Linked DNA regions of Homo sapiens: region 2 is linked to region 1. Evidence: read pairs that join two places in POLR2A ChIA-PET (ENCODE). Cell type or tissue: Caco-2. All regions are shown on one strand. Each heading gives the region's core, and the rest is flanking DNA. Links, peaks and the distances in the headings are about the cores only.

What was found. ChIA-PET counts read pairs that join two places held together with the same protein. Peaks named below come from ENCODE experiments on the same cell type or tissue, not always from the same donor. Only the 100,000 strongest peaks of a DNase experiment are listed, where the experiment ranks them.
Region 2: POLR2A ChIA-PET joins it to region 1 with 6 read pairs; 6 of 35 experiments call an interaction of 5 or more read pairs at or near these places.

What each region holds. Positions count from the first base shown.
Region 1 is chr1:113,029,741-113,045,491 of GRCh38, forward strand. The region is part of intron 2 of LRIG2-DT (LRIG2 divergent transcript); the gene reads right to left. Among named protein-coding and RNA genes, the nearest start is that of LRIG2-DT, 35 kb to the right of the region's middle. RefSeq lists enhancers at 11,979-12,898, 12,927-13,221, 13,820-14,739 and a silencer at 13,082-13,131. In Caco-2, for the core only: no CTCF peak of the experiment used is centred there; no DNase peak of the experiment used is centred there.
Region 2 is chr1:112,829,147-112,844,897 of GRCh38, forward strand. It overlaps LINC01356 (long intergenic non-protein coding RNA 1356), which reads right to left. Exons shown (of 7, transcript NR_103746.1): 3 at 11,342-11,434. Among named protein-coding and RNA genes, the nearest start is that of LINC01357, 13 kb to the right of the region's middle. RefSeq lists an enhancer at 14,140-15,089. In Caco-2, for the core only: no CTCF peak of the experiment used is centred there; a DNase peak (open chromatin) is centred at 3,355.

The DNA.
Region 1 (15,751 bases), core at 7,596-11,595:
TTATTTTTATTATTATTATTTTTCTTTTTGTGGAGAACAGCGTCTTGCTGTATTGCCCAGCCTGATCTCAAACTCCTGGGCTGAAGCTGTTCTCCTGCCTCTGCCTACCCAAGTGCTGGGGTTACAGGTGTGAGCCACTGCACTCGACCTTTATTTTTATTCTGTATACTCATCAGTCCCCTTGTGCCCTGATAATGGCTAGAAATAGGAGTTTCTCTTATATACAGTAGCAGGGACACACTTTCTCTCCTTCTCTTTCCTTTCTAAAGGACAATGTCAAGGACATGTCCAGGACAGGTCAGAGAATGTTATATCAGAGATACTGCTGCTATATTTACCCCCACTTGCCTTTCAAGCAAAGCAATTTATATGATTAAAAACAAAACAAAACAAAACAAAAAACAGCAGAGGCAAACTGTCCTGGGTATCTTCAGAGAAGAAAAACATTGAATTTTAAAGCTATATTTTACTTTGCAGTAAATTTTTCTGGGGGCTAAATTTCCTTCTTCTCTTTGTTTTTACTTTTTAAAATTCTCTTAGGAGAGAGTTAAAGAGATGTATTAGCCGGGTGCAGTGGCTCGTGCCTGTAATCCCAGCACTTTGGGAGGCCGAGGCGGTGGGGAGGGATCACCTGAGGTCAGGAGTTCAAGACCAGCGTGGCCAATATAATGAAACCCCGACTCTACAAAAATACAAAAATTACCCAGGCATGATGGCGGGTACCTGTAATCCCTGCTACTTGGGTGGCTGAGGCGGGAGAATCACTTGAACCCAGGAGGCAGAGGTTGCAGTGAGCCAAGATCGTGCCACTGCACTCCAGCCTGGGCAACAGAGCAAGACTCTGTCTCAAAAAACAAAACGAACTGTAACCCCAGTCAGCAAATAAGAGTTCCAAATTTTAGATAGAGAATGCTGAGAAAATTAGGAGGGTGTTAGGGGAAGCTTTAAAGGAGAGAGTGGTATTTGAGACGGGAGGGGGCAAGAAGACATTCCAGATAGAATAAAGAAAGGTGCAGAAGAGCAACCATTCAAGATGTGCTTAGGGAACAGTGACTACACCAATCTGACACATGTCAGGGAACAATGGGGTGATAAGTTGGGCTCACATTTGGAGAGGCTAAAAAGTCTGTACTTAATTCCATAGATAATTCCATAGAGTGTCTGATATTTTCGTTGAGAAATGACATGATTAAAGTAGTGCTTTAGGGCAATTAATATGGCAACTGCCCGGGTGGTGGGGACAGATTGGAGGGATAAAAGATCTAGGTGCTTCAATGCAGGTGATAGCAGAGCATAACAAAGTCTTCCTACCTCCGCATCAAATGCAGCTCAAGGGAGAACTTCCCACCTAGCACTTACATATTCAATATTTATACTTAACCAATTATGTTTTTAGTTGGTCTTCTTTCTTTTCCAAGCCTGACTCGTGACTCCCGTAATATTAGAGTGAGCTTCCTGAGAACGGGCCCTTAATTGTTCTTTTCCTCTTCCTCCCTTTGTAACAGAGGCCCAAATTCCCTCCACACTGTGTCCAGCCTAGTAGTGAACCTCACTCAGGAGGAACAAACTGACACACAACTTCTGGGTGGGGGCCCAGCCTACACTTTCCTTCTGCTTTGGTTTCAGGCATTTTTGACAACATCTAAAACATCCAATTAATTCAGAGGGTGAAAAAAAAGGAATTGGCAGGCAGGTGGGGATGAACAGATGTGCCTGTGTCATAGTGAAAGACAGATTTGAGTTATGGTCCGTTAAAAAAATTTGTGACATTCATTGAGAAGTTATTGTATGTCAAGCATCTTGTAGTTCAAATGTATTATCTCATTCATCTAGTTGGCAAGCCTATGAGATAGTTTCTATTATTTTACAAATGAGAAAACTGATGCACAGAGAAGTTCAATAATTTGTTAATTATTAATAGCAAGTGGCAGAGTCAAGATTTGAACTATGTCTCTTTACTATTAAAAGTCCATTATTTTGGCCAGGTGCGGTGGCTCATGCCTATAATCTCAGCACTTTGGGAAGGCAGAGGCGGGCAGATTACCTGAGGTCAGGAGTTCCAGATCAGGCTGGCCAACATGGTGAAACCCCAACTCTATTAAAAATACAAAAAGTAGCCGGGCATGGTGGCATGCACCTGTAGTCCCAGCTACTCGGGAGGCTGAAGCAGGAGAATCACTTGAGCTCGGGAGGCAGAGGTTGCAGTGAGCCAAGATCACGCCACTGCACTCCAGGCTGGTTGACAGAGTGAGACTCTGTCTCAAAAAAAGAAAAAAGTCCATTATTTTAACCACCGTAGACTACTGATTCTACATTAGAGACCTAGATATCAAGGCCAGTGTATCTTCAATTCTTTAATCCATACCCTTCTCCTGAAACGCAACAGCACTGTTGCCTGAGTGTTTGTTGAAGAGGTTTATTTCTTTGGTTTAAGACTTTGTTCCCAGAGATTAAATTGCAGATCCCTAACCTTCTCACTACTAAGTAGCTCTTAGGAGTGGATCTCAAAGCTTGAAAAGATTTTAGCCTGCCAGACAAATATCATTAATTAATCCCTTTTCCCTTAAGACAGCCAGGCCTACCACACTACCTTGATGGGTTTCTGGACAAAAAAAAAAAAAAAAAGCAAAGGTAGCATAAATATAATTGATGATTTCTATTAGACTTCTTTGGAAAGGAGAAAACAACTCTTACACCTTCATTAACACCTCCATGGAGCCTCCAGGTTAGTGGTAGTAGGGGTTCAGGACTTACATTAGAAATCCCTGTTTTGACCTTTTCTGTTAGAATGCTTGACTGCCTGGCATTTTCCTATTAATACTAGGATTTTTTTTTCTTTTTTTTTTTGAGACAGAGTTTCTTTCTTGTCGCCCAGGCTGGAGTGCAATGGCATGATCTCAGCTCTCTGCAACCTCCGCATCCTGGGTTCAAGTGATTCTCCTGCCTTAGCCTCCCAAGTAGCTGGGATTACAGGCGCCTGCCACCATGCTTGGCCAATTTTTTGTATTTTTAGTAGAGACGGGGTTTCACCATGTTGGCCAGGCTGGTCTCAAACTCCTGACCTTAGGTGATCCACCCACCTCGGCCTCCCAAGGTGCTGGGATTACAGGCGTGAGCCACCGAGCCTGGCCCTTTTTTTTTTTTTAACTTATCCTATCTCATATATAACAATCCAAGAAATATTAATAGCTATCAGTTAGAATGTGTTTTAAAAAACACTTCCGCTGGCCCAGTGGCTCACGCCTGTAATCCTAGCACTTTGAGAGGCCGAGGTGGGCAGATCATGAGGTCAGGAGTTCCAGACCAGCATGGCCATCATGGTGAAACCCAGTCTCTACTAAAATACAAAAATTAGCTGCGTATGATGTCAGGTGCCTGTACTCCCAGCTACTCGGGAGGCTGAGACAGGAGAATCACTTGAACCTGGGAGATAGTGGCTGCAGTGAGCCAAGATTGCGCCATTGGACTCCAGCCTGGGTGACAGAGCAAGACTCCATCTCAAAAAAAAAAAAAAAAAAAAGAAAAGGAAACATAGGCTGGGCACGGTGGCTCACGCCTGTAATCCCAATACTTTGGGAGGCTGAGGCGGGTGGATCACCTGAGGTCGGGAGTTGGAGACCAGCCTGGCCAACACAGTGAAATCCCATTTCTACTAAAAATACAAAAATTAGCTGGGCATGGTGGCGCACACCTGTAATCTCAGCTACTCGGGAGGCTGATGCAGGAGAATCACTTGAACCCAGGAGGTAGAGGTTGCAGTGACTTGTGATCACGCCACTGCACTCCAGCCTAGGTGACTGAGGGAGACTCCCTCTAATAAAAAAAAAAAAGGATTTAATAAACAAATGAGAAGTGATAGGAGATTTTAGCAGATACCTATTCTGCTCTGCTGTGGTGGAGCCTAGCCTTAGGACATGAGACACTACTCTATAAGCCTAGGACCCCGACTCTGGCTGTGGCTGTGGATGCTTCTGAACAGTGCTAAGTGGAAGCCCATGAAAGAACAGACTGTTCTCAAGGCCCATGGAGGAAAAGATGTTACAAGCCATCCCTCCAGATTCCTGGACAAGCTCTGAGTCCCTGCCCAGAAACCAAAAGGTAAGTATAAGTGGGCCAAATGCAAGAACTCCAGGTTTTCAGTCTTTACCACTGACCAACAAAATGACCGGATTTTTTTTTTTTTTTTTTTTTGAGATGGAGTCTCACTCTGTCACCCAGGCTGGAGTGCAGTGGCATGATCTTGGCTCACTGCAACCTCTGCCTCCCAGGTTCAAGCAATCTCCTGCCTCAGCCTCCGGAGTAGCTGGGATTACAGGCATCTGCCACCACGCCTGGCTAATTTTTGTATTTTTTAGTAGAGATGGAGTTTCTTTTTTTTTTTTTTTTTTTTTTTTTAGACGGAGTCTAGCTCTGTCACCAGGCTGGAGTACAGTGGTGCAATCTTGGCTCGCTGCAACCTCTGCCTCCCTGGTTCAAGCGATTCTCTTGCCTCAGCCTCCTGAGTAGCTGGGACTACAGGCATGTGCTACCACGCCCAGATAATTTTTATATTTTTAGTAGAGACGGGGTTTCACCATATTGGCCAGGATGGTTTTGATCTCTTGACCTCGTGATCCACCCGCCTCAGCCTCCCAAAGTGCTGGGATTACAGGTGTGAGCCACCGTGCCCAGCTAAAATGACCTTTGACATCTGGCCTGACCTCTCTGTTTCTTCCTTTTTTGTTAAATGAGTACTCAAATAAACAATAATAGGGCCAGGCACGGTGGCTCACGCCTGTAATCCCAGCACTTTGGGAGGCCAAGGCGGGTGGATTACCTGAGGTCAGGAGTTCAAGACCAGCCTGGCCAACATGGTGAAACCTCGTCTCTACTAAAAATACAAAAATTAGCTGGGCATGGTGGCACATGCCTGTAATTCCAGCTACTCGGGAGGCTGAGGCAGGAGAATCGCTTGAACCTGGGAGGCGGAGGCTGCAGTGAGCCGAGATCGCGCCACTGCACTCCAGCCTGGCAACAGAGCAAGACTCTGTCTCAAAAACAACAACAACAACAACAACAACAACAAACAACATTAATAGCTTCCATGGCCAGGCACTTTTTAAGATAATTTACATAAATTTTAAAAGTAGTATTAGTAAAAAAAGAATAATATTTTAATTTATAAAACATTACTCTCATTTTATAAATTAGAAAACTCAGGCCAGGCGCAATGGCTCATGCTTGTAATCCCAACACCTTGGGAGGCCGAGGTGGGCAGATCACAAGGTCAGGAGTTCGAGACCAGCCTGACTAAACTGTTTTTAGTTTCTACTAAAAATACAAAAATTAGCCAGGCATGATATCATGCGTGCCTGTAGTCCCAGCTACTCGGGAAAAGAAAAAGAAAAAAGAGAGAAAAAAAAAGAAAACTGAGGCACAGAGAGATTCAGTACCTTGCCCAAGAGTGCCCAAGTATTTGTGTACATGACTGAGTCAGGCTGTGTGACTCCAAGGTGAGTAACCTATGCCAGTTACTGGGAATGGGCTGAAAGGGTTTGCAAAGGAAGCTGAAGACCATTCTCACCCTGCCCTGGGGGAATCATGGAATGGTGCCAAATAGAAAAGGCAAGTTTAGGCTGTTCTAGGTTTCCCCTTCCAGAAATGACGTTGGCCTAAAACCATGGTCGTCAAATGTTTTTGTTCTTATATTTTGTAAGAGACTTGAAAAACCATGTACCCCCTTGTACGTTTTAAAGTTAGCAACTGACATTTTTCATTGTAAGTTTAAAGAGCTGTAAGATAGAATTACTGGCTTTTTGTGATTAATATAATAAAACTATGAAAGCACTTTGTTTTGTTTTTTGGAGAAGGAGTCTCACTCTGTTGCCTAGGCTGGAGTGCAATGGCATGATCTCGGCTCACCGCAACCTCCGCCTCCCAGGTTCAAGCGATTCTCCTGCCTCAGCTTCCTGGCTAATTTTTGTATTTTTAGTAGAGACGGGGTTCCACCTGGCTGGCCAGGCTGGTCTTGAACTCCTGACCTCAGGCGATCTGCCCGCCTCGACCTCCCAAAGTGCTGGGATTACAGGCTTGAGTCACTGAGCCCAGCCGAAAGCACCCTTTTAAAGGAATCTACAGGAATATAAATATAGTAATTTGATATTACCATCATCAATTTAGAAAATTCATGACTACACTTTTTTTTTTAAATTTTTATCTTTATATATTTATTTGAGACAAGGTCTTGCTCTGTTGTCCAGCCTAGAGAGCAGTGGCACATCACAGCTCACTGCAGTCTCAAACTTCTGGGCTCAAGCCATCCTCCCAGCTCTCATATCACACTCTTTAATTTTACATTATTTCTTTTTTTTTTTTTTGAAATCATATTTTGAATCCATTTCTATGTAATCTTGTACTAATATAATTAGTGATTAAAAACATTTTATGGCCGGGCACAGTGACTCGTGCCTGTAATCTCAACACTTTGAGAGGCCGAGGTGGGCAGACCACCTGAGATCGGGAGTTCGAGACCAGCCTGACCAACATGGAGAAACCCCGTCTCTACTAAAAATACAAAATTAGCCGGGCATGGTGGTGCATTCCTGTAATCCCAGCTACTCGGGAGGCTGAGGCAGGAGAATCGCTTGAACCCAGGAGGCGGAGGTTGCAGTGAGCCGAGATCGTGCCATCGCACTCCAGCCTGGGGGACAAGAGTGAGACTTCGTCTCAAAAAAAAAAATTTGGAATTGTCCCTTTGATGCCTTACATGCTTTTTTCACCCCAGAGTAATGCATCATTTGTCAGGATTAGGGAAGAGTAAGAGATAAACTTTTTTTGATAAAGTGAGAAGAGGGCAATTGAGAAAATGAGATGGGAAAAGAAAATCAGGGCTGCAGATGTCCTCTGGGGCGCATCAAATTGAGGATCTAGAAATTGATTTCTTTGAAACTAACCACTGCCCTGTACTCCTTGGAAAGTATTTACATACCTACCCTAACCACTACTGGCAGCCCTAATGATCTCCATGTTAAATGTGTTTCTCCCAGCCACACCTGCCCAGAGGGAGAAACTGGGTCATGGTAGCAGTAACCAAGCAGTGCTCTTTGTTCCTTACCCCACCAGATTTACACAACCTATAACCCTCTCAGTGATCTTCTGAGTCATTCTGGAGTCTCTGGGGGTAGATTTCATATGCTCACTAATTGGTCTTCTTGGCCTCTTGGTGGTTTCTGCTCATTTCATTCATCTCCTATAGCTTGGCACAGTAGAACTGCTAGCCTCTTAGCTGCCAGAGCCAAACAGACTGTTCCATGTGAGAAAACCAACCTCCAGATTCCTGGGGCGTTTCTGGTGTAGTGACCTTCCAGAGGGAAATCTACCCCTACTCCTATCCAGTACTCTTCCCTGCCATGAGGGGATTTAGAAGGGAAAGCACTCCCTGCTGACAGTTCTTACAGGGGTTTGTGAAACAAATAATCCCATTTGGTCACCCTTTTGGTTGAGAAGTGGTGATAAATGCTCGAAGTGGTCTGAAGTGCCAGGTGCTATAAAAGAACAGAAAGGGGCCTGTGATCCCTGACTGCACTTTATATTTCAGCATTACCCACTATTTTTTCATATCCCACGACTCAAGATTCCCTCTCAAGTCTTTGCTCTTTGATCTCCTTGATGAACTCACATTCACCCTTCAAATCTCATCTCAATCCCTTCTTTCAGGATGTGTTCCCATTCCGCTAATGCCCTTGAGGGTTTTCTGCTATCTCCATGCTTTTACTACATTTTGGTTTATTTGCTCTTACTATATATTTTCTTGTTAGTCTTTGTATCCAGTTAAACTATGGGCTCCTGAGGGTGTTGGGACTCAGGAGATACCACATTTAAGTATGACTGTAGGAGACAGAAATATGCCACCCCAAAACATGCCTTTTTGGCATATTAATAATTTCCGGCTGGTTATTTTGAGAAATTGCAGACATAGGAGTAGCTTTGGAAAGTTACTCTTGTAAGAGAAATGTGCAGTTGACCCTTGAACAACATGGGTTTGAACTGCACAGGTCCACTTATACTCAGATTTTTTCTTTTTTTTGAGACAAAGTCTCACTCTGTCACCCAGGCTGGAGTGCAGTGGCACGATCTTGGCTCACTGCAACCTCCACTTCCTGGGTTCAAGCGATTATCCTGCCTCAGCCTCCTGAGTAGCTGGGATTACTGGTATGCACCACTACACTGGCTAATTTTTTTTTTTTTTGAGATGGAGTTTTGCTCTTGTCACCCAGGCTGGAGTGCAATGGCATGATCTCGGCTCACCGCAACCTCCGCCTCTTGGGTTCAAGCGATTCTTCTGCCTCAGCCTCCTGAGTAGCTGGGATTACAGGCATGTGCCACCATGCTCAGCTAATTTTGTATTTTCAGTAGAGACGGGGTTTCGCCATGTTAGCCAGGATGGTCTCGATCTCCTGACCTCGTGATCCACCCGCCTCGGCCTCCCAAAGTGCTGGGATTACAGGCGTGAGCCACCGCGCCCAACCCAGAAATGTTTTTTAAATTAAGAAAAAGTTGGGCCGGGCACGGTGGCTCACGCCAGTAATCCCAGCACTTTGGAAGGCCAAGGAGGGTGGATCATGAGGTCAGGAGAGCGAGACCATCCTGGTTAACACGGTGAAACTCCATCTCTACTAAAAAAGAAAAATACAAAAAATTAGCCAGGCATGGTGGTGGGTGCCTGTAGTCCCAGCTACTTGGGAGGCTGAGGTGGGAGAATGGCGTGAACCCGGGAGGCGGAGCTTGCAGTGAGCCGAGATCGCGCCACTGCACTCCAGCCTGGGCGACAGAGCGAGACTCCATCTCAAAAAAAAAAAAAAAGAAAAAGTTGAGTGTGTCATAAATGCATAAAATATATGTAGATACTAGTGTACTTTATTATTTACTGCCATAAAAGATATATAAATCCATTATAAAAAGTTAAAATTTATCAGAGGCCAGGCATGGTGGCTCACACCTATAATCCCAGCACTTTGGGAGGCCACCAGGCGGATCACCTGAGGTCAGGAGTTCGAGACCAGCCTGGACAACATAGTGAAACCCTGTCTCTACTAAAAATACAAAAAATTAGTCGGGCGTGGTGGCACATGCCTGTAATCCCAGCTACTTGGGAGGCTGAGGCAGGAGAATTGCTTGAACCCGGAAGGCGGAGATTGCAGTGAGCCGAGATCATGCCATTGCACTCCAGCCTGGGTAACAGAGCAAGACTCTGTCTCAAAAAAAAAAAAAAAAAAAAAAATCAAAACTTACACATAAGTACACTTACAAACACTTGCACCATTCACAGTGGAAATAAATGCAAACAAATATAGAGATGCAGTATTAAATCATAACTGCATACAATTAACTGTAGTAGGCTGGGCACAGTGGCTCACACCTATAATCCCAGCACTTTGGGAGGCTGAGGTGGGTAGATCAATTGAGGTCAGGAGTTCAAGACCAGCCTGGCCAACATGGTGAAACCCCATCTCTACTAAAGATACAAAAAACAATCAGCCGGGAATGGTGGTGCACGCCTGTAATCCCAGCTACTTGGGAGGCTGAGGCAGGAGAATCGCTTGAACCTGGCTACTCGGGAGGCTGAGGCAGGAGAATTGCTTGAACGCAGGAGGCGGAGGTTGCAGTGAGCTGAGATTGTGAACATTGCCCTCCAGCCTGGGCAACAAGAGTGAAACACTGTCTCAAAAAAAAAAAAAAGTGATCTCTCAGTTCTCACATAGTTTTCATCATGTTTAGTGCAATACCATAAACCTTGAATAACACCTTGGGACCATATGAAGTGCCATTAGTGATGCTGGAAGTGCTCCCAAGAAGCACAGAATAGTTATATCATTACAACAAAAAGTTGAATTGCTTGATATTTCCACAGATTGAGGCCTGCAGCTTGTACTTGTCTGCCATTTCGAGATAAATGAATCCAGCATAAGAACCATTAAAAAAAAAAAAAAAGGAAAGGAAATTTGTGAAACTGTCACTGCAGCTATACCAGCAGTCATGAAAACCTTGCACTTTTTGCAAACTACCTTTATATCTTGTATTGAAAATGCAACTTTTATATTGCATTTATTTTATATTTATTTTGGTGCAATATATTTATATTGGTGCGGTATTGCTATAAGAAATTCATACGTATATAGTCTAATATGATTCCAGAAAAAGCAAAGTCATTATATGACAACTTGAAGCAAAAAGAAGGTGAAATCTAAAGCGAGAGAATTTAATGCTAGCAAATGATTGTTTGGTAATTTTAGAAAGAGGTTTGGGTTTAAAAATGTCAAGATAACAAGAGAATTATTAGCTTCTGTCAACTAAGAGGCAGCAGATGATTTTCCAGACGTTATGAAAATCATTGAGGAAAAGGGATATCTACCTGAATAGGTTTTTAATGCAGATGAAAGTGCTTGATTCTGGGGAAAAAAATGACCCAAAGGACATTTATTAGTAAGGAAGAGAAGCGAGCACCAGGATTTAAGGCAGGAAGAGATAGGCTAACTCTACTGTTTGTACAAATGCAGTCAGGTTTAGATTAAGACTGCCCTTATCTGTAAAGCTGCTAACCCTCAAGCTTTGCAGGGAAAAGATAAATACCAGCTGCCAGTCTTTTAGTTGTGGAACAAGAAGGCCTGGATAATGAGAATCCTTTTCTCTGGATTGGTTCCACTGATGCTTTGTCCCTGAAGTCAGCAAGTACCTTGCCAGTAAGGGACTGCGTTTTAAAGTTCTTTTGATATTGGACAATGCCCCTGGCCACCCAGAACCTCATGAGTTCAACACCAAAGGTGTCAAAGTGGTCTATTTGCCCCCAAATATGTCTCTAATTCAGCCTCTAGATGGGGGGTTCATAAGGACCTTTAAGGCTCATTACACATGATACTCTATGGAAAGGATTGTCAACAGTATGGAAGATAACCCTGATAGGAACATCATGACAGTCTGGAAGCATTACACCATTGAAGACATCATCATTGTTACAGAAAAAGCTATGAAAGCCATCAAGCCCAAAACAATAAATTCCTGCTGGAGAAAACTGTGTCCAGATGTTGTGCATGACTTATCAGGATATATGACAGAAGCAATCAAGGAAATCATGAAAGAGATTGTGGATGTCCCAAAAAAGGTGGGAGATAAAGGGTTTCAAGATACAGATCTTGGATAAATTCAAAAGCTAATAGACACCACACCTGAGGAATTAACAGAAGATGACTTGATGGAGATAAGTGCTTCCAAACCAGAGCCAGATGAAGAGGAAGAACATGTAGAAGCAGTAGTTCTAGAAAACAAATTGACATTAGACAATCTGGCAGAAGGGTTCTGATTATTCAAGGCTGCTTTTGACTTCTTTTACAACATGAGCCCTTCTGTGATATGGACACTAAAACTAAAGAAGGATTGGTACCATATATGGAGGCTGGGAAGTCCCAAGATCAAGCTGCCAAAGAGGGCTGGTTCCTCATAAATGATGCTTTCTAAATGTGTCTCACAGTCTCCCTCCAGCTCTGTTTTTTGAGACGGAGTCTTGCTCTGACGCCCAGGCTGGAGTGCAGTGTCGCGATCTCAGCTCACTGCAACCTCCGCCTCCTGTATTCAAGCGATTCTCTTGCCTCAGCCTCCTGAATACCTGGGACTACAGGCATGCGCCACCACGCCCAGCTAATTTTTTAATATTTTTCGTAGAGATGTGGTTTCACCATGTTTGCCAGGCTGGTCTAGAACTCCTGACCCAAAGTGATCTGCCTGCCTCAGTCTCCCAAAGTGCTGGGATTACAGGCGTGAGCCACCACGCCAGGCCCCCCAGCCTCTTTTATAAGGCCACTAATCCCATTCATGGGGGCTGTAGCCTTCTGACCTAATCAATTCCTAAAGTCCCCATCTCTTGATTGGTATCACATCAGGGACTAAATTCCAACAGATGAATTTGTGGGGACATCAACATTCAGACCATAGCAGCACTTCTGTCTGTCTTGTTATCTTCTGCTGCATAAACAGAAGGGAGTAGTGCCTTTAAATCAGCCCAAGCGCCTCTGGGTATCTTGAAGATAACCAGCTCTTTCCACAGGCCTTTGTGACTCTGGAGGTTCTCAGATCTGGAGGGTGCTAAGGAGGGGACAGGTCAGAAGCCTCTGGGCATGAGTTGTTGGACACAGCCAAGGTCAGAAGAATTCTTGATTTTTAAGTAGGTAGAGCATCCATCTCTGCTGGAGGGGAAAGGAGGGGCCTTCTGTGATTCTTCTGCCAGTTGGGATGAAAGAAACAGTCAATGGAGAACCAGCCTATTATCTGAGCTCAGCCCTCTCCAAACAATGCTCTTGTTGATACATTCTCTGCTTCTTTTTCAAGGGGAGGGAACAGCTGTAGGCTGATCTATGAAATCTTCTGGCCTGGAATTGGAAGGATCTGGCCTGACTCTTCTGGGGGAGGCCATCATATCAGGATGTTATCCAAGCAAGCCCCTGGCTCAGATCTATACATTCTATTTCACTGCATTTGTGTACAGCAGTGCTGCTCAAAATGTGGTCAGTCCTCCACTGGCATCATTAAAATACCTTAGGAGTGTTAAGAATGCAAATTCTTGGGCCCCGGGAATTCCTGGGTAAGGCCCAGGAAGCTGTGGTTTAACAAGCTCGCCAGGTGATTTTTATGTTATGCTAAACTATGAAAAGTACTGCTATGTGGGATTCTCTCTCTCTCTCACACACACATACACATACACGCACACCACACAGCTACCTAAAACTCCTGCAGCTGCTAATGCCACTTGGTCATTTTCCTGTGGTTTTCCTCAGCAGGGCCCTGGGATTTGTTTTTCTCCACTGTGGACCTTGTTCATTTCCTGCTGCTTCCAAGAGGTTGGGAGAGGAAAGAGAGCAGGAATGAAGGCGGGAGGGGGAAGGGGTTAGCTAAGGCAGTGTAGCTTTCAAGAATGAAAAGGAAAAAGCTTAGTGACAGTGTTCCTTTGTGAAGAATTCAGCTTTATGTTGATGGAGCTGCAAGTCATTAGCAACCCAGGCATATGGCCCGAGTTGACCGGGTCATTCTCCGGGGCCAGATCGCCCTCTGCTGCTGACTGATAAATAACACTCTGGGACTCGAACTGCCAAGGAAAAGAGGAAGAGTCTCTGGGGCTAGGGTGGGAGGGAAAGAGGACATGACTAAGGCTAAGAGATCACAAAGTCACCAGGCTGTAGAAGAATCTTGTTAAATTCCTGTGTGCAGGAAAGGAAGAAGTAGCCAAATGAGCGGGCGTTTCTAGGACTCATTCAAGAAACAGTAGGATTCACCCAAGATCTCCACTAGCTCCTGTGATCCTAGCTCCCAGCTTAATGAGGCTCTGCAACCATTCTCCCTTTTATTCCTCACCTTTACCTCACTTGGAACATAAAGGGTGTTTAAAATGGGAAGACAGGCTGGGTGTGGTAGCTCACGCTTGTAATCCCAGCACTTTGGGAGGCCCGGGCGGGTGGATCACCTGAGGTCAGGAGTTCCAGACCAGCCTGACCAACATGGTGAAACCCCGTCACTCCTAAAAATGCAAAAATTAGCCAGGCATGGTGGCGCACGCCTGTAATCCCAGCTTTTCGGGAGACTGAGGCAGGAGAATCGTCTGAACCTGGGAGGCAGAGGTTGCAGTGAGCCAAGATCGCACCATTGTACTCCAGCCTGGGCAACAAGAGCGGAACTCCGTCTCGGAAAAAAAAAATAATTAAAAATAAAATGGGAAGACAGCCACAAAAAAGAAAAAAATGACAAAGTTTTGGTGTCGAGGCATTTAGGGGCAATTAGGCTTTTCAGAGGTTTTTGTTTGTTTTTTTGTTTTTGTTTTTTAATCTCCTTGTCTCAGACTTTCTTTGTTTCTTTTGCCTCCATGAAAGCCCTGTGTCTTTCAGTCTTTCTTCTCCTGCCAGGGAACTCTTACTCCACAGCTGTGGAGTCAGCCCTTCTCAGCCCTTCTCAGCCCTTGCCCCACTTTATTGCAGTTGGGAATGACAGTTCATGTGGGTCACTGGTGAAGAGAGCAAAGATTTGTTCACAGAATAAAAGCTCAGGCACAGCAGTTGCTCTGCCAGCCATGGGCAGTGACCCATTTCCTCCTTCTTCTTGCCTTTGTCCCTTCCCAGCTCAGACTATAGCTGGTCACTGAAGGTCTTCACCCCTCTACCACTCACCCTTGCGACTCCTGCTGGGAAGATAACTTCAGAGTCAGGTCTGGAAAATTACTTAAATCGCCCTAAGGGGCTGAGGTGGAGTAGGGGGAGGGGTGTAGGAGGTGGAGAATTGGGGGTGGAGATGAGAGTGCAGGTGGGCTGGAGATCAGTGCCATAGCCAAATTCTTCAGAATGTTTTCGTGTCAGCTCAGCACGATGGCTCATGCCTGTAATCCCAGCACTTTGGAAGGCCGAGGCAGGTGGACTACCTGAGGTCAGGAGTTCGAGACCAGCCTGACCAACATAGTGAAACCCAGTCTCTACTAAAAATACAAAAAATTTGCCGGACGTGGGGGCGGGTGCCTGTAATCCCATCTACTCGGGAGGCTGAGGCAGGAGAATCGCTTGAACCCAGGAGGTGGAGGTTGCAGTGAGCCGAGATCCCACCACTGCACTCCAGCCTGGGCTCGACAGTGCGAGACTCCATCTCAAATAATAATAATAATAATAATAATAAAACAAATAGAATGTTTTTGTGTCATGAAACACTCTAGCCTCTCCCCCAAGCACCCTCATGTATAGGGTGAGTCCATCTAAGTGAGGCCAAGCCCTTTAACCAAAACAAACATCTTTAAATAAAATTTTATTTGCTTCGTTTTTGGTCTACATGGGACCAAATATCTGAATCTACCACATTTGGATAATTTTGCCAATATTACCCCAAATATATGCTGGTTATCTGTTCGTATCACTACCTTGTGGTTATGGTACTTGAAGGACAATTTCGTCACTCCTAAGTCTTCATCGTGAGCAAGGTTTTTTGCATCTCTGGAGCAATAGTGTGCCTGAGTTGACTATAATCATGGGCGCTTTTGTTGGCAAGATGTGGGACTGGTCTCTGCACATACAGGCAGGTAGGGGGTTAAAGAGAAGAATGGTTACTAGAAGGCATGAATCACTTACATAATTTGCAGGGCTAAGTGTAGAATGAAAATTCAGGATATCTTTTATTCAAAAATTATTAAGAATTTCAAGATGATGACAGCAGAACACTAAGCATGAAGCCCCTTCTAAGACTGGGGACCTGTGTGATGGCATAGGTCACAGGCCCATGAAGCCAGCCCTGGTAGAAGGTACCCTAGGGAGGGTGTGGGCTAACAGATTCAAAGAGCAATGGGACATCCCCTTGTGTTTAGATTTTCCTCAATTTTAGTGTCATTCCCTTCTGTGATCCTCAAAACTTCTGTCAGGCTTTTTTTTCCTGGCACCTACTTGTTGGTTTTAGGTATTCTTTGGGGAGTAAAGGGTAGAGCCTGTGTCCAGGCTTGGGGAACCACATCTCGGGGAGAAAGCAACAGCAGTCAGGGAGAAGTCAGTCCCTAGATGGCATCAGGTGACCTGAGAGCTATGGAGCACAGCAAGGGTGGCAAATGTACTTGGGGAGGACACCTGCAAATGCCAGGGTCATATTGACTTTCTCCCAGTATTCCTGCCACAAACAAACAAACAATTAAGTAAAGGGAAGTCTAATAATAAGAATTAGCCTCTCAGGCCGGGCGCGGTGGCTCACACCTATAATCCTAGCACTT
Region 2 (15,751 bases), core at 1,480-5,479, 210 kb before region 1:
AATGCTTGCCTTGTTACACCCTGTGGGGACTTGCCAAGTCAAAGACAGCTCTCTACTTCAGAAAAGTACCTCTGTCCCTCCTGACTCTCCTCAGACTGGGCATTAATAAATTGGGACCATTTAATCCAGGGAGATTTCGATAAAGACCCCAGTGACAACCAGGAGTCTTGCCCCCCAATTTAGAGCTTTTATGCCGTAGTTGGTCCAACGTTCTGTGGACCACTAAACAGCAAGGATGGACTGCCCCAACCAGTTTTTGTAATTTCCTAAAACCATACATTCATTTTACTAGAGGATCATAGAAGTTAAAGACTTAAAATGAACTTTGGCAATTAAGACAGGATATCAAGATGCAAATGCCTGGTTGGAATGGATCAAATATTCTGTCCACACATTAAACAAAAGTGATTGTTATGCTTGTGCATGTGGCAGGCCAGAGGCCCTGATTGTCCGCTTTCCACTAAGGTGGTCCTCCAGTAGACCAGGCATGGGCTGCATGGTAGCTCTTTTCCAGGATTCTACAGCCTGGAGTAATAAGTCATGCCAAGCTCTCTCTGCTATATCCTGAAGTCCGGCACCCTGTGGGTCAGCCACCAAGGGCCATCCAGCTTCCCTCTCCCAAAACTAAGTTCGCTTCATGTCTCTCATGACAGGGAGGAAACTTAGTGTTCCTTGGAGACCTGAAGGGATGCAGTGAGCTTAAGAATTTTCAAGAGCTTATGTATCAATCAGCCCTTGTTCATCCCCAAGCGGATGTGTGGTGGTATTGTGGTGGACCTTTACTAGGCACTCTGCCAAATAACTGGAGTGGCACTTATGCTTTAGTCCAGTTGGCTATCCCTTTCACCCTGGCATTTCATCAACCAGAGGGAGGAAAAATAAGACATCATAAAGTGAGAGAAGCCCCTTATGGGTCTTTCTACTCTCACATCTATTAAGACTCAATTGGAGTCCCATGGGGAATACCAGAACAATTTAAAGCCCAAAATCAAATAGCTGCAGGATTTGAGTCAATATTTTGGTGAGTGACAGTTAATAAAAATGTAGATTAGATAAACTACATCTATTATAACCAACAGCGACGATATTTTCATGAGTTAAAAGAAAAACGCATGTCGGCCCCAGCCCTGGGGCTACCTGACCTGACAAAACCTTTTACACAATATGTATTAGAGAGAGAGGAAAAAAAATGGCGGTTAGAGTTTTGACCCAGACTGTGGGGCCCTGGCCGAGACCGGTGGCCTACATCTCTAAACAACTAGAAGGGGTTTCTAAGAGTTGGCCCCCATGTTTGAGGGCCTTGGCAGCAACACCCCTGCTAGCACAAGAAGTGGATAAGCTAACTCTTAGGCAAAACCTAAACATAAAGTCTCCCCCATGCTTTAATAAATACCAAAAGACATCATTGGCTAACGAATGCTAGACTAACTAGATACCAAAGCTTGCTCTGTGAAAATTCCCGCATAATCATTGAAGTTTGCAACACCCTGAACCCCGCCACCTTGCTCCCGGTATCAGAGAGCCCAGTTGAACATAACTGTGTAAAAGGTGTTGGACTCAGTTTATTTCTGCAGGCCCAACCTCCGAGACCATCCTTGAACATCAGTAGACTGGGAGCTGTATGTGGACAGGAGCAGCTTCGCCAACCCTCGCAAAGTGACTCTGAAGAAGACCACAAGCCCTGCTCCAGTCACACCCAGAAGCTGACTGGTCCACGCATGGCCGAAGCATGAGGAAACTCATCGCAGGACTCATTTTCCTTAAAATTTGGACTTGTACAGTAAGGACTTCGACTGGCCTTCCTCAGACTGAGCACTGTTCCCAGTATATACATCAAGTCACTGAGGTAGGACAAAAGGTTGCTATAGTCCCATTATTTTATGGTTATTATAAGTGTACGGGGACTCTAAAAGGAACTGATTTATATAATGCTATACAAGGTATGTAGCCCAGGAACTGACCAGCCTGATGTGTGCTATAATCCATCTGAGCTCCCTATGACTACCATTTTTAAAATAAGTTAAAGACTGGCAACTTCTGGGTTCTGAAAAACCTCAATTATTAGACAATACTGTATAGCAAGGGTGAGGACGGACTTCACCCTTCCTATGGGAAGACTCAGCTGCCTTGGGCAAAAACTGTATAATAGTACTACAAAAACAGCCACTTAGTGGAGTTCAAACCACACTGAAAAAAATCTGTTTAGTAAATTTCCAAAGTTGCAAACCATGTGGACCCACCTGGCATCCCACCGGGACTGGACAGCCCCCACTGGATTATACCGGATATGTGGGCATAGAGCCTATGCCAAGTTACCTGACCAATGGGCAGGTAGTTGTGTTATTGACACCATTAAACCATCCTTTTTCCTACTGCCCATAAAAACAGGTGAGCTCCTGGGCTTCCCTGTCTATGCTTCCCGAGAAAAAAAAAAGCATAGCTATAGGCAACTGGAAAGATGACAAGTGGCCCCCTGAAAGAATCATACAGTATCATGGACCTGCCACTTGGGCACAGGATGGCTTGTGGGGATACCAAACCTCCATTTATATGCTCAACCAAATCATACAGTTACAAACTGCCTTACAAATAATCACTAATAAAACTGGCAGAGCTCCAACTGTTTTAGCCTGGCAAGAAACCCAGAAGAGAAATGCTATTCATAAAAATAGACTAGCCCTAGACTACTTGCTAGCAGCTGAAGGAGGGGTCTGTGGAAAGTTTAACCTGACCAATTGCTGTCTGCACATAGATGACCAAGGGCAAGTAGTTGAAGATATAGTTAAAGATATAACAAAGCTGGCACATGTGCCTGTGCAGGTGTGGCATGGGTTTAATCCTAGGTCCATGTTTGGAAAATGGTTTCCAGCACTAGGAGGATTTAAAACTCCTATATAGGAATTATAATAGTAACAGGAACCTGCTTGTTGCTTCCCTGTGTGCTGCCTTTGCTCCTTCAAGTAATGAAAAGTTTTGTCACTACCTTAGTCCATCAAAATACTTCAGCACAATTGTACTATATGAATCACTATTAATCTATCTTGCAAGAAGACATGGGTAGTGAGGATGAAAGTGAAAACTCCCATTAATGAGTGAGGTTCTCAAAGCGGGGGAATAAGGGAGGAGACCACACCTCACATTGTCTTATGCCCAATTTCTGCCTCCAAAGAAAGGAGAAGTAAAAACTAAAAGGCAGAAACGAAATCCACAGGCAGACAGCCCGTTGCCGCACCCTGGGCCTGGTTAAAGATCGACCCCTGACCTAACCGGTTATGTTATCTATAGATTCCAGACATTGTATGGAAAAGCATTGTGAAAATCCCTGTCCTGTTCTGTTCCATTCTAATTATCGGTGCATGCAACCCCCAGTCCCGTACCCACTGCTTGCTCAATCAATCACAACCCTCTCACATGGACCTTCCCCCTTAAAGTTGTAAGCCCTTAAAAAGGACAGGAATTCCTCACTTGGGGAGCTCGGCTTTTGAGACACAAGTCTGCCAAAGTTCCCAGCTGAATAAAGCTCCTTCCTTCTTTAACCCAGTGTCTGAGGAGTTTTGTCTGCGGCTCATCCTGCTACAAAAGAATCTGGGGGTAGTCCACAGAGTATAGTGAAAGCAAGTTTATTAAGAAAGCAAAGGAATGAAAGAATGGCTACTCAATGGGCAGAGCAGGGAGTTCCCAGAAGCAAGAGGAGGAAGGTGCCCACCTTAGGTCCAATGCTTGTTTATATATGAAATAACAAAGCAAATAATCATGGGGGAGATGTGCTCTACTACGCAGGCTTTTGACAAAGGATTGTGTAACTACTTTGTATAACTACTGTCTTCCACAAGAACCTATATTATTATCTTTATTTATTAATTTTTGAGACGGAGTCTCCCTCTGTTGCCCAGACCGGACAGTGCAGTGACATGATCTTGGCCCACTGCAATCTGCAACTCCCAGGTTCAAGTGATTCTCCTGCCTCAGCCTCCCAAGAAGCCAGGATTACAGGCATGTGCCACCACGCCAGGCTAATTTTTGTACTTTTAGTGGAGACAGGGTTTCACCATGTTAGCCAGGCTGGTTTCAAACTCCTGACCTCAGGTGATGCACCCGCCTCGGCCTCCCAAAGTGTTGGGATTACAGGCATGAGCCACTGTGCCTGGCCTAATATGGCATTTCTTTTCTTTTTCTTTTTTGAGATGGAGTCTTGCTCTTGTCGCCCAGACTGGAGTGCAATGGCACGATCTTGGCTCACTGCAACCTCTGCCTCCGGGTTCATGCGATTTTCCTGCCTCAGCCTCCCGAGTAGCTGGGATTACAGGCACCCACCACCACGCCCGGCTAATTTTTGTATTTTTAATAGAGACAGGGTTTCGCCATGTTGGCCAGGCTGGTCTCGAACTCCTGAGAAGCTGCAGGTGTTAGGAACTTGTTTGTTCACTGTTACTTCTCTCCTATCCAGAAGTGAGGCATATAGAACTTGTTCCAAAAAATAGTTTGGATGAATGAATGAATAAAAGGTTAATCCTATATCTATTGCTTCAATCAGAAAACTTATTTCCTTATAATTTACTGTTGTGTCTTTCCTTACTAGAAGGTAAAATCTATGAAATACAGACAGCTGGGTTTTGCTCCTTGCTGAATCCTCAATGCCTAGAACAGTGCTTAGCACTGGCACATGCTGTCATAATATCCACTGAATGACTATGTGGAAAGGTAGGCTTTCTCTTTTGGCCAACATCAGCATCTTTTTTGTGACATCAATGTATTTCAGATGTTTAGCTCAGTAAGATAATGGTTGAGAATAACCACAATACTGTGAGTGGCTGACAGCTGAACACTCTGGCTCCCTGAGGTAAATACTCACTTGCAGCTGAATGGTGATCAGAAGGGAACCACAGGAATGCTGTCTCCAAGAGCACTGCCTGCAAGAAGGAGGCACTGGTGGCCGGCACAGGTGGCCTGTGGATGCTACACTTCACAGCTTTGGTCCAGCACCAGCAAAATAGTGAGGCAAGACCATTGTGTTCTTGAGTTCCGTGTTATACTCACCTCTCTTTCACCAGAATGCAACTCTTGGAGAAGCAGAAAAAGTAATGTGCTTGTAATAACCATTCACGTCTTTATAGGAGTCAAGTGTCTCTAGCTAGAACCCTTTTATTTCACATCTATTCACTTTTCTTCTTTTATTATTAGTGACAAGGTAACAATCATATTCACATCAAGGAAAACTAGAATATGGAAAAAAATCATCTCAAGTATGTTTAGAATTTTGTGTGTATTTCCATCGCCCTTTATTTCTGAAAGTATATTATATATACAGAATTCACCTAGTTTGTAGTTTGTGTTCTGCATTTTTTTTTCTTTTTTCTTTTTTTTTTTTTTTTTTTCAGATGGAGTCTCGCTCTGCCGCCCAGGCTGGAGAGCAGTGGTGTGATCTCGCTTCACTGCAACCTCCGCCTCCCAGGTTCAATCGATTCTCCTGCCTCAGCCTCTCGAGTAGCTGGGATTACAGGCACGTGCCACCATGCCCAGCTAATTTTTTGTATTTTTAGTAGAGACGGGGTTTCACCATGTTAGCCAGGATGGTCTCGATCTCCTAATATCATGATCCACCCATCTCGGCCTCCCAAAGTGCTGGGATTACAGGCGTGAGCCACCGTGCCTGGCAGATGTTCTGCTTTTTTCATTTAACATTGTTTTATGCTTACAAGTATCTTTCCAGCTGGGCATGGTGGCTCACACCTGTAATCCCAACACTTTGGGAGGCCAAGGCCGGCAGATCACCTGAGGTCAGGCATTTGAGACCAGCCTGGCCAACATGGCAAAACTCCGTCTCTATTAAAAATACAAAAATTAGCAGGGCATGGTGGTGCACACCTGTAATCCCAGCTACTTGAGAGGCTGAGGCAGGAGAATCGCTTGAACCCAGGAGGTGGAGGTTGCAGTGAGCTGAGATCGCACCACTCACTGCACCCCAGCCTGGATGACAGGGCGAGACTCTGTCTCAAAAAAAGAAAAAAAAAAGTATCTTTCCATGCAATTAGACTTCATAACCACTTATTTAAATGCACTGCCATGCATTTAAGGATTTGATTTTTTTTTTTTCTTTTTCTTTGAAACGGAGTTTCGCTCTTGCTGCCCAGGCTGGAGTGCAATGGTGCAATCTCAGCTCACCACAACCTTCACCTCCGGAGTTCAAGTGATTCTCCTGCCTTAGCCTCCCGAGTAGCTGGCATGCACCACCACGCCCGGCTAATTTTGTATTTTTAGTAGAGGCGGGGTTTCTCCATGTTGGTCAGGCTGGTCTTGAACCCCTGACCTCAGGTAATCCACCTGCCTCGACCTCCCAAGTCCTGGGATTACAGGTGTGAGCCACCGCACCTGGCCTATTTTTTATTTTTTTGAGACAGGGTCTCGCTCTGTCACCCAGGCTGGAGTGCAGTGGCACAATCTTGGCTCACTGAAGCCTCGATCTCCTGGGCTCAAGCTATCCTCCTGCCTTAGCCTCCCATGTAGTTGTGCCTATAGGTCTGTGCCACCTCACCCGACTAATTTTTGTATTTTTTGTAGAGATGGGGTTTTGCCACATTGCCCAGGCTGGTCTCAAACTCCTGGGCTCCCTTGGCCTCCGAAACTGCTGGGATTACAGGTGTGAGCCACTGCGCCTGACCTACGATTTTCAACTATATTATTCATTTCACTGTCAGATAAGCCCGAAAAAGTCACTCAAAGAGTTTGAAAGACAAAAACTCAAGGTACTTAATATCTTTAAGACCTTGTTAAATATCAGGTTTGAAAAACGAAAGTTCACAAAATTATACAGATGACAAGTACATGAAAAAATGATCAACATCATTAGTCATCAGGGAAATGTAAATTAAAACCACACTGCCAACTGACTAAAATGATAAAGTTAAAAAGACTGACAATATCAGGCCGGGCACAGTGGCTCATGCCTGTAATCCCAGGACTTTGGGAGGCCGAGCGGGTGGATCACCCAAGGTCCGGAGTTCATGACCAGCCTGACCAACATGGTGAAACCCCGTCTCTACTAAAAATACAAAAATCAGCTGGGCATGGTGGTGCGCGCCTGTAATCCCAGCTACTTGGGAGGCTGAGGCAGGAGAATCACATGAACCCGGGAGGTGGAGGTTGCAGTGAGCCGAGATCACGCCATTGCACTCCAGCCTGGGCAACAAACAGCGAAACTCCATCTAAAAAAAAAAAAAAAAAAAAAAATGACTGACAATATAAACTGCTGACAAGGATGCAGAATACCTAGAATTCTCACACATTGCTAATGGAATTACAAAATTATAGCCACTTAAAGAATAGTTTGGTAGTTTCATATAAAGTTAAACATGCATTTGCCATATGACCAGCAATCCCGATCCTAGCCATTTACACAAGAGAAATGAAACCATATGTCTATAAAAAGATCTCTATGTGAATGTTTATAGCAGCTTTATTCATGATAAACAAAAGATGAGATAACTCAAATGTTCATCAACAGGTGACTGGATATACAAATTACAATTCATCCATACAAAGGAATACAATTCAGTAATAAAAAGCAATGAACTGCTGATAAATGCAACCACACAGATGAATCCTAAAACATGATGCTATGTGAAAGCAGCCAGACACAGAGGGCTACTCTGAACTGTTTTTACTCACAACACTTCTGACAACCGGTTCTCCAGCTCTCCAAACACCAAGTGGGTGTCACTACAATTCAGTTCAGTTCTGCCACTAACGACCCAGAGTTCGTGTCAGACTGCAAAGCCTTAAAGGCTCAGTCCCACAAGACTACTTTCACTGTAGATGGTATTTTCAAGTACCAGGCTGCCACTTGTGCTTCTAAGGTCAACTGGCTATAAATTGGGGGTTCCTGTGACCCTGATCCAGTGATTGTGCTACTTGTCAAGTTCAATAATTTGCTAAAACAGCTCATAAAACTCAGAAAAACACTTTACATTTACTGGTGGGTTTGTTGTTGTTGTTGTTGTTGTTGTTGTTGTTGTTTGAGACAGAGTCTTGCCCTGTCTCCCAAGCCGGAGTGCAGTGGCATGATCACAGCTCACTGTAACCTTGAATGCCTGGGCTCAAGAGATCTTGCCTCAGCCCCCTCAGTAGGCTGGCTAATTTATTACAAACATTTTTTTGTAGAGAAGGGACATGTACTCGTTTATTATACAGCATACAACTCAGGAACAGCCAGATGAAGAGATGCATAGGGCAAGGTATGGGGAAGGAGCATCCGTGCTCTCTCTGGGCATACTACCCTCCTGGTACCTCGATGTGTTCACCAACCCAGAAGCTCTCCAATTCTTATTGTTCAGGGGTTGGTTTGTTTGTTCGTTTTTGAGACGGAGTCTTGTTCTGTTGCCCAGACTAGAATGCAGTGGTCCCCCCATCTTGGCTGATTGCAACTTCCACCTCCTGGGTTCAAGCAATTCTCCTGCCTCAGTCCCCTGAGCAGCTGGGATTACAGGCGTGGGCCAACATGCCTGGCTAATTTTTGTATTTTTAGTACAGATGGGGTTTCACCATGTTGGCCAGGCTGGTCTCAAACTCCTGGCGTCAAGTGACCTGCCTGCCTCGGCCTCCCAAGTGCTGGGATTACAGGTGTGAGCTACTGTACCCAGACTTTTCAGGGGTTTTTGTTTGTTTGCTTTTTGAGGCAGAGTTTCACTCTATTGCCCAGGCTGGAGTGCAGTGGCATGATTTCAGGTCACTGCAACCTCCGCCTCCCGGGTTCAAGTGGTTCTCCTGCCTCAGTCTCCCAAGCAGCTGGGACTACAGGCACGCACCACGATGCTGGGCTATTTTTTTATTTTTAGTAGAAACAGGGTTTCGTCATGTTAGCCAGGCTGGTCTCGAACTCCTGGGCTCAGGTGATCCGCCCGCCTCGCCCTCCCAAAGTGCTGGGATTACAGGCACTGCGCCTGGCCCCTGTTCAGGGGTTTTAATGGAGGTTTTATTACATGGGCAAAATTGATTAAAACATTGGCCTTGGTGATTGACCTCAACATCCAGCCCCTTTCCCCTCCCCAGGGTTCAGGAGGTGAAGCTGAACATTCCCATTCCACTCCTGGGTCTTTCTGGAAACCAGCCCCCTCTGCCTCCTGGGTTCAAGAGATTCTCCTGCCTCACCCTCCCAAGTAGCTGGGATTACAAGCGCCTGACACCACGTCCGGCTAATTTTTGTATTTTTAGTAGAGACGGGGTTTCGCCATGTTGGCCAGGATGTCTCAAATTCCTGACCTGAGGTGATTCACCTGCCTCAGCCTCCCAAAGTGCTGGGATTACAGGCATGAGCCACCACGCCTAGCCTTTTTTTTTTTTTTTTTTTTTTTTTTTTTTTTGTTGAGATGGAGTTTCACTCTTGTCTCCCAGGCTGGAGTGCAGTGGTGCAATCTCGGCTCACTGCACCCTCCGCTTCCTGGGTTCAAGCGATTCTCCTGCCTCAGTCTCCCGAGTAGCTGGGATTACAGGCACCCGCCACTGTGCCTGGCTAACTCTTGTATTTTTAGTAGAGATGAGGTTTCACTGTGTTGGCCAGGCTGGTCTCAAACTCCTTGACCTCAGGTGATCCACGCACTTCAGCCTCCCAAAGTGCTGGGATTACAGGTGTGAGCCACTGCGCCCAGCCAATTTTTTGTTTTTTTAATTGGCAAATAAAAATTGTATATATTGGCCAGGCGCAGTGGCTCACATTTATAATCCCAGCACTTTGGGAGGCCGAGGCAGGCGGATCACGAGGTCAGGAGTTTGAGACCAGCCTGGCCAACAAAGTGAACCCTGTCTCTACTAAAAATACAAAAATTAGCCAGGCATGGTGGCGCGTGCCTGTAGTCCCAGCTACTTGGGAGGCTGCAGCAGGAGAATCGCTTGAACCTGGGAGACGGAGGTTGCGGTGAGCCGAAATCATACCACTGCACTCCAGCCTGGGTGACAGAGTGAGACTCCATCTCAAAAATAAAAACAAAAAAAAACTGTACGTATTTATGGGGTATGTTTTGATATACGTATACATGGTGGAATGGCTAAATCAAGCTAATAAACATATGCATTACCTCACATACTTTTATTACTTTGGGGTGAGAACATTTATAATCTATTCTCTTGGCAATTCTCAAGTATATGTTTTTATTAACTATAGTCGCCATGTTATACAACAGATCACTTAAACTTATTCTTCCTAGCCGAAATGTATCCTGGCTGGGCGCGGTGGCTCACGCCTGTAATCCCAGCACTTTATGAGGCCGAGGCGGGTGGATCACGAGGTCAGGAGTTCAAGACCAGCCTGGCCAAGATGGTAAAACCCCATCTCTACTAAAACTACAAAAATTAGCCAGGTGTGGTGGCAGGTGCATGTAATCCCAGCTACTCAGGAGGCTGAGGCAGGAGAATCACTTGAACCCAGGTGGCAGAGGTTGCAGTGAGCTGAGATCACGCCACTGCACTCCAGAGCAACAGAGTGAGAATCCAACTCAAAAAAAAAAAAAAAATGAAATGTATCCTTTGACCAACATCTCCCCATTCTCCCCTTCTTCACCCTCAGTGCTTGATCATCACTATTCTCTATTTCTATGAGTTGTACTTTTGTAGATTCTACATATAAGTGAGATCATGTAGTATTTGTGTTTCTTTGCCTGGCTTATTTTACTTCACACAATGTCCTCCAGGTTCATCCACGTTGTCACAAATGACAGGATTTCCTTTTTTTTTTTTTTTTGAGGCACAGTCTCAGTCTGTCGCCCAGGCTGGAGTGCAGTGGGGTGATCTCAGCTTACTGCAACCTCCGCCTCCCAGGTTCACGCCATTCTCCTACCTCAGCTTCCCGAGTAGCTGGGATTGCAGGTGCCTGTCTATGCCACCATACCTGTCTAATTTTTGTATTTTTAGTAGAGATGGGGTTTCATCGTGTTAGCCAGGATGGTCTAGATCTCCTGACCTGGTGATCCACCCGCCTTGGCCTCCCAAAGTGCAGGATTTCCATTTTTTAAGGCAAAATAGTATTCCACTGTGTATACATATCACTAGATACGATTTTTGATCTGTTTTGTGCTGAATACTTCCATAAGCTTCTTGTGTCCTTACTTTAACATTCCTTCATCATTCATTCAGTGTTCAAATTATTGAAAATGCATTATTGAATGCTTTCTGTCCTTGACTTTTTTCTGGATTTTCTTCCTGTCATGCAGGCCAATTACTCCTTTCTATTTTGATTCAGTGACTCCATTTCTTCTGCCTCCTCTGTCTTAACAAAGGTTGGCAAGTGACCAAAAACATAACTTGACCTGACTTGAATAAAAAGAAAATGTAGGCCAGGTACAGTGGCTCATACCTGTAATCCCAGCACTTTAGGAGGCCAAAGCAGGAGAATCATTTGAGACCAGGAGTTCAAGACCAGCCTGGGCAACACAGTCAGATACTGCTTCTACAAAAAAAAAAAAAAATCAAAAAATTAGCCAGGTATGGTGGCATGCCTGCAGTGCCAGCTGCTCAGGAGGCTGAGATGGGAGGGTGGCTTAAGCTTAGGAAGTTGAGGTGGGAGGGTGGCTTGAGCTCAGGAAGTTGAGGTGGGAGGGTGGCTTGAGCTCAGGAAGTTGTGGCTGCAGTAAGCTGTGATCATGCCACAGCATTCCAGCCTGGGCAACAGAGTGAGACCTTGTCTCAAAAGGAAAAAGAAAATGCTTTTGGCTCATGTGACTGAGAAATCTAAAGTGGGGTTCTGGTTTTAGGCACAGTTGAATGCAAGAACCAAATAATATTGGTTCTACTTTCTTCTGTGTTGGTTCCGCTTTCAGACATGCCCTCAATTCACTGGTGCAAGAATTGCTAGTAACTTCAACTTTACACACTCTCCTATAACAATTCTAGCTTCTTTCCAGGCAACAGAATTCCAAGAATGAACATGCTGGGAATATAATTAGCTTTGAGTAAGTACTTGGTTCACTCAAGGCTAATCACTGTGTAAGCTTTGATTGGCGGGATCTAATTTGCATGCTTACTCCTGAAGCCTGGGGTCTAGTGGATAGAATGTAAAGCCAACGTTTTAAAGTGCTACAAAGGGTCTACATAATTTGCCCTGACTTCATCTCCTACATTTATCCCTCCTGGATCATACTATTCCAACTACAATGGCCTTCTTACTATTGTTAGAGGATGTCAAGTGTGTTCTTTAGGGTTTCTCAACCCTAAAGGAGTTAGGTGTGCCTGGAGTGTTTGTTTACTCAGGTATCACTTCAAATCAAATGTTTACATTATCAGGGAGGCTTTTCAGGGCCATCCTGGATCAAATGTCAACCTCTGACTTCGCACTCCTTACCTTGCTTTATCTTTCTCCCTAGCGCCTATCTAAAAGATTATCTAAATAAGAGTAAACACTCATATAGTGCTTTCTATGAGGCAGGAATTAGATTAAGCACTTTAGTTGATTAACGAATTTAATACTTTCAACAACCGTATAAAAAAAGTACTATTATTTTTTTTAAGAGTAGGGGAGGCTGGGCGCGGTGGCTCACGCCTGTAATCTCAGCACTTTGGGAGGCTGAGGCGGGCAGATCATAAGGTCAGGAGTTTGAGACCAGCCTGGCCAACATGGTAAAACCCTGTCTCTACTAAAACTACAAAAATTAGCTGGGCGTGGTGGCAGGCGCCTGTAATCCCAGCTACTCGGGAGGCTGAGGCAGGAGAATCGCTTGAACCCAGGAGGCGGAGGTTGCAGTGAGCTGAGATCACGCCACTGCACTCCAGCCTGGGGGAGAGGACGAGACGTCGTCTCAAAAAAAAAAAAAAAAGGGGTAGGGGAAATTGAGGAACAGAAAGGCTAAGCAGCTTGCTCAGGATGTGGTGGAGCAGAAATTCAAACCTAATCAGAATGTCTCCCAAGTCTGTGCTCTTTAGCACTAGGCTATGTTTCCTCTTATTCTCAGTCTCCCTCCACAAAAAAAAATATGGTGCATTAAAGGAGGAACTTTTTTTTTTTGAGATGGAGTTTCGCTCTTGTTGCCTAAGCTGGAGTACAACGGTGCGAACTCAGCTCACTGCAACCTCTGCCTCAGCCCCCCGAGTAGCTGGGATTACAGGTGTGTGCCACCATTCCAGGCTAATTTTTTGTATTTTTAGTAGAAACGGGTTTTCACCATGTTAGCTAGGCTGGTCTTGAACTCCTGACCTCAGGTGATCCACCTGCCTCAGCCTCCCAAAGTGCTGGGATTACAGGCGTGAACCACTGTGCCTGGCCTAAAGCAGAAACCTTTTTTTTTTGTTTGTTTGAGACGGAGTCTCTGTTGCCCAGGCTGGAGTGCAGTGGCACAATCTCGGCTCACTGCAAGCTCTGCCTCCCGGTTTCACACCATTCTCCTGCCTCAGCCTCCTAGGTAGCTGGGACTACAGGTGCCCGCCACCACACCTGGCTTATTTTTTATATTTTTAGTAGAGATGGGGTTTCACCGTGTTAGCCAGGATGGTCTCGATCTCCTGACCTCGTGATCTGCCCACCTCAGCTTCCCAAAGTGCTGGGATTACAGGCATGAGTCACCGTGTCCGGCCCTTTTTTTTTTTCCCCCCAGCACTTAGGAAGGCTGAGGTGGGTAAATCACCTGAGGTCAGGAGTTTGAGACCAGCCTAGCCAACATGGGGAAACCCCGTCTCTACTAAAAATACAAAAATTAGCCGGGCGTGGTGGCGCATGTCTGTAGTCCCAGCTACTCAGGAAGCTGAGGCAGGAGAATCACTTGAACCCAGGAGGTGGAGATTGCAGTGAGCCCAGATCGTGCCATTGCACCCCAGCCTGGTGACAGAGTGAGACTCCGTCTCAAAACAAAAACAAAAACATGCATCTCACACATGACCTTCTAAATCAATACTCTACACCCAGATCACATCTGTTTCAGTGGCATCATTACCATTTATGTGATGATTCGATCACCAGCTCAAATCACTGGCCAAACAAGAAGCTGGGAGCCATCCTTCTCTCATTTGCCTTCATGCCCCATATCTGACCAACATGAATAGCTCTTGAACCTATCCTCCTCTCCACTCTCACAACCACTACACCTGAGATCAGGTCGCCATTTCCTATAGTTTAATGTAACAGCTTCCTAGTTCATTTCCCTGTCTTCCACCTTTCTGTCTTCCCCTGATTATTTTGATTATTCATCAGAATGAGTAAGATTACGCCATGAAGTTCTTAGAAATACAATTTTCCACCCATTGCCACTCACTCATTGATGGAGCAGACAAACAGAGGTAATCAAAAGTCCTTGAGAGAATAAGCATCTTCCATTTCCCCTGCAAGAGTTATGATCCGTGTAGAAGCCATTTCAAAGTTTCCCCAATCTGGGGCCGGGCGCGGTAGCTCACACCTGTAATCCTAGCACTTTGGGAGACCGAGGCAGGCGAGTCACTTGAGGCCAGGAGTTGAGACCCGTCTGGCCAACATAGCAAAACCCCGTCTCTACTACAAATACAAAAAAGTAGCTGGGTGTGGTGGCATGCGCCTGTAATCCTGGCTACTTGGGAGGCTGAAGCAGGAGAATCCCTTGAACCCGGGAGGCGGAGGTTTTAGTGAGCCGAGATCATGCTGTTATACTTCAACCTGAGCAACAGAGTGAGACACTGTCTCAAAAAAAAAAACCAAAAAAAATTAAAAAAAATAAAAGCATATGAAACTGACAGTAGCTGGGTACAGTGGCTCACACCTGTAATTCCAGCACTTTGAGAGACCGAGACGGGCAGATTACCTGAGGTCAGGAATTGGAGACCAGCCTGGCCAACATGGTGAAACCCTGTCTCTACTAAAAATACAAAAATTAGCGGGGTATGGTGGCGGGCAGCTGTAATCCCAGCACTTTGGGAGGCCGAGGCAGGTGGATCACAAGGTCAGGAGATTGAGACTATCCTGGCTAACACGGTGAAACCTCGTCTTTACTAAAAATACAAAAAATTAGCCAGGCGTGGTGGCGGTCCCCTGTAGTCCCAGCTACTCCGGAGGCTGAGGCAGGAGAATGGCGTGAACCCGGGAGGGCGGAGCTTGCAGTGAGCCAAGATCGCGCCACTGCACTACAGCCTGGGCAACAGAGCGAGACTTTGTCTCCAAAAAAAAATAAAAGAGTGAAACTCCATCCCCCGCCCAAAAAAAATTATTACGTAATTGTTGCGCCTCCTCACTGTGTTCTAGAGTGCCTGATTTATTGAAATAATTTTAAAACCCGTTGCTGGGCGCTGTGGCTCACGCCTGTAATCCCAGCACTTTGGGAGGCCCAGGTGGGTGGATCATGAGGTGAGGAGATCCAGACCATTCTGGCTAACACGGTGAAACCCCATCTCTACTAAAAATACAAAAAATTAGCCGGGTGTTGGTGGTGGGCGCCTGTAGTACCAGCTACTCGGGAGGCTGAGGGCTGAGGCAGGAGAATGGCGTGAACCCGGGAGGCGGAGCTTGCAGTGAGCCGAGATCAGGCCACTGCACTCCAGCCTGGGTGACAAAGCAAGAAAGACTCCGTCTCAAAAAAAAAAAAAAAAAAAAAAAAACTATTATAGATTTAAATCTATTTTATTATTATTATTATTTTTTGAGACCAAGTCTCGCTCTGTCGCCCAAGCTGCAGTGCAGTGGCCTGATCTCCGCTCACTGCAACCTCTGCCTCCCGGGTTCAAGCGATTCTCCTGTCTCGCCCTCCCGAGTAGCTGGGACCACAGGCGCGTGCCATCACACCTGGCTGATGTTTTTTATTTTTAGTAGAGACAG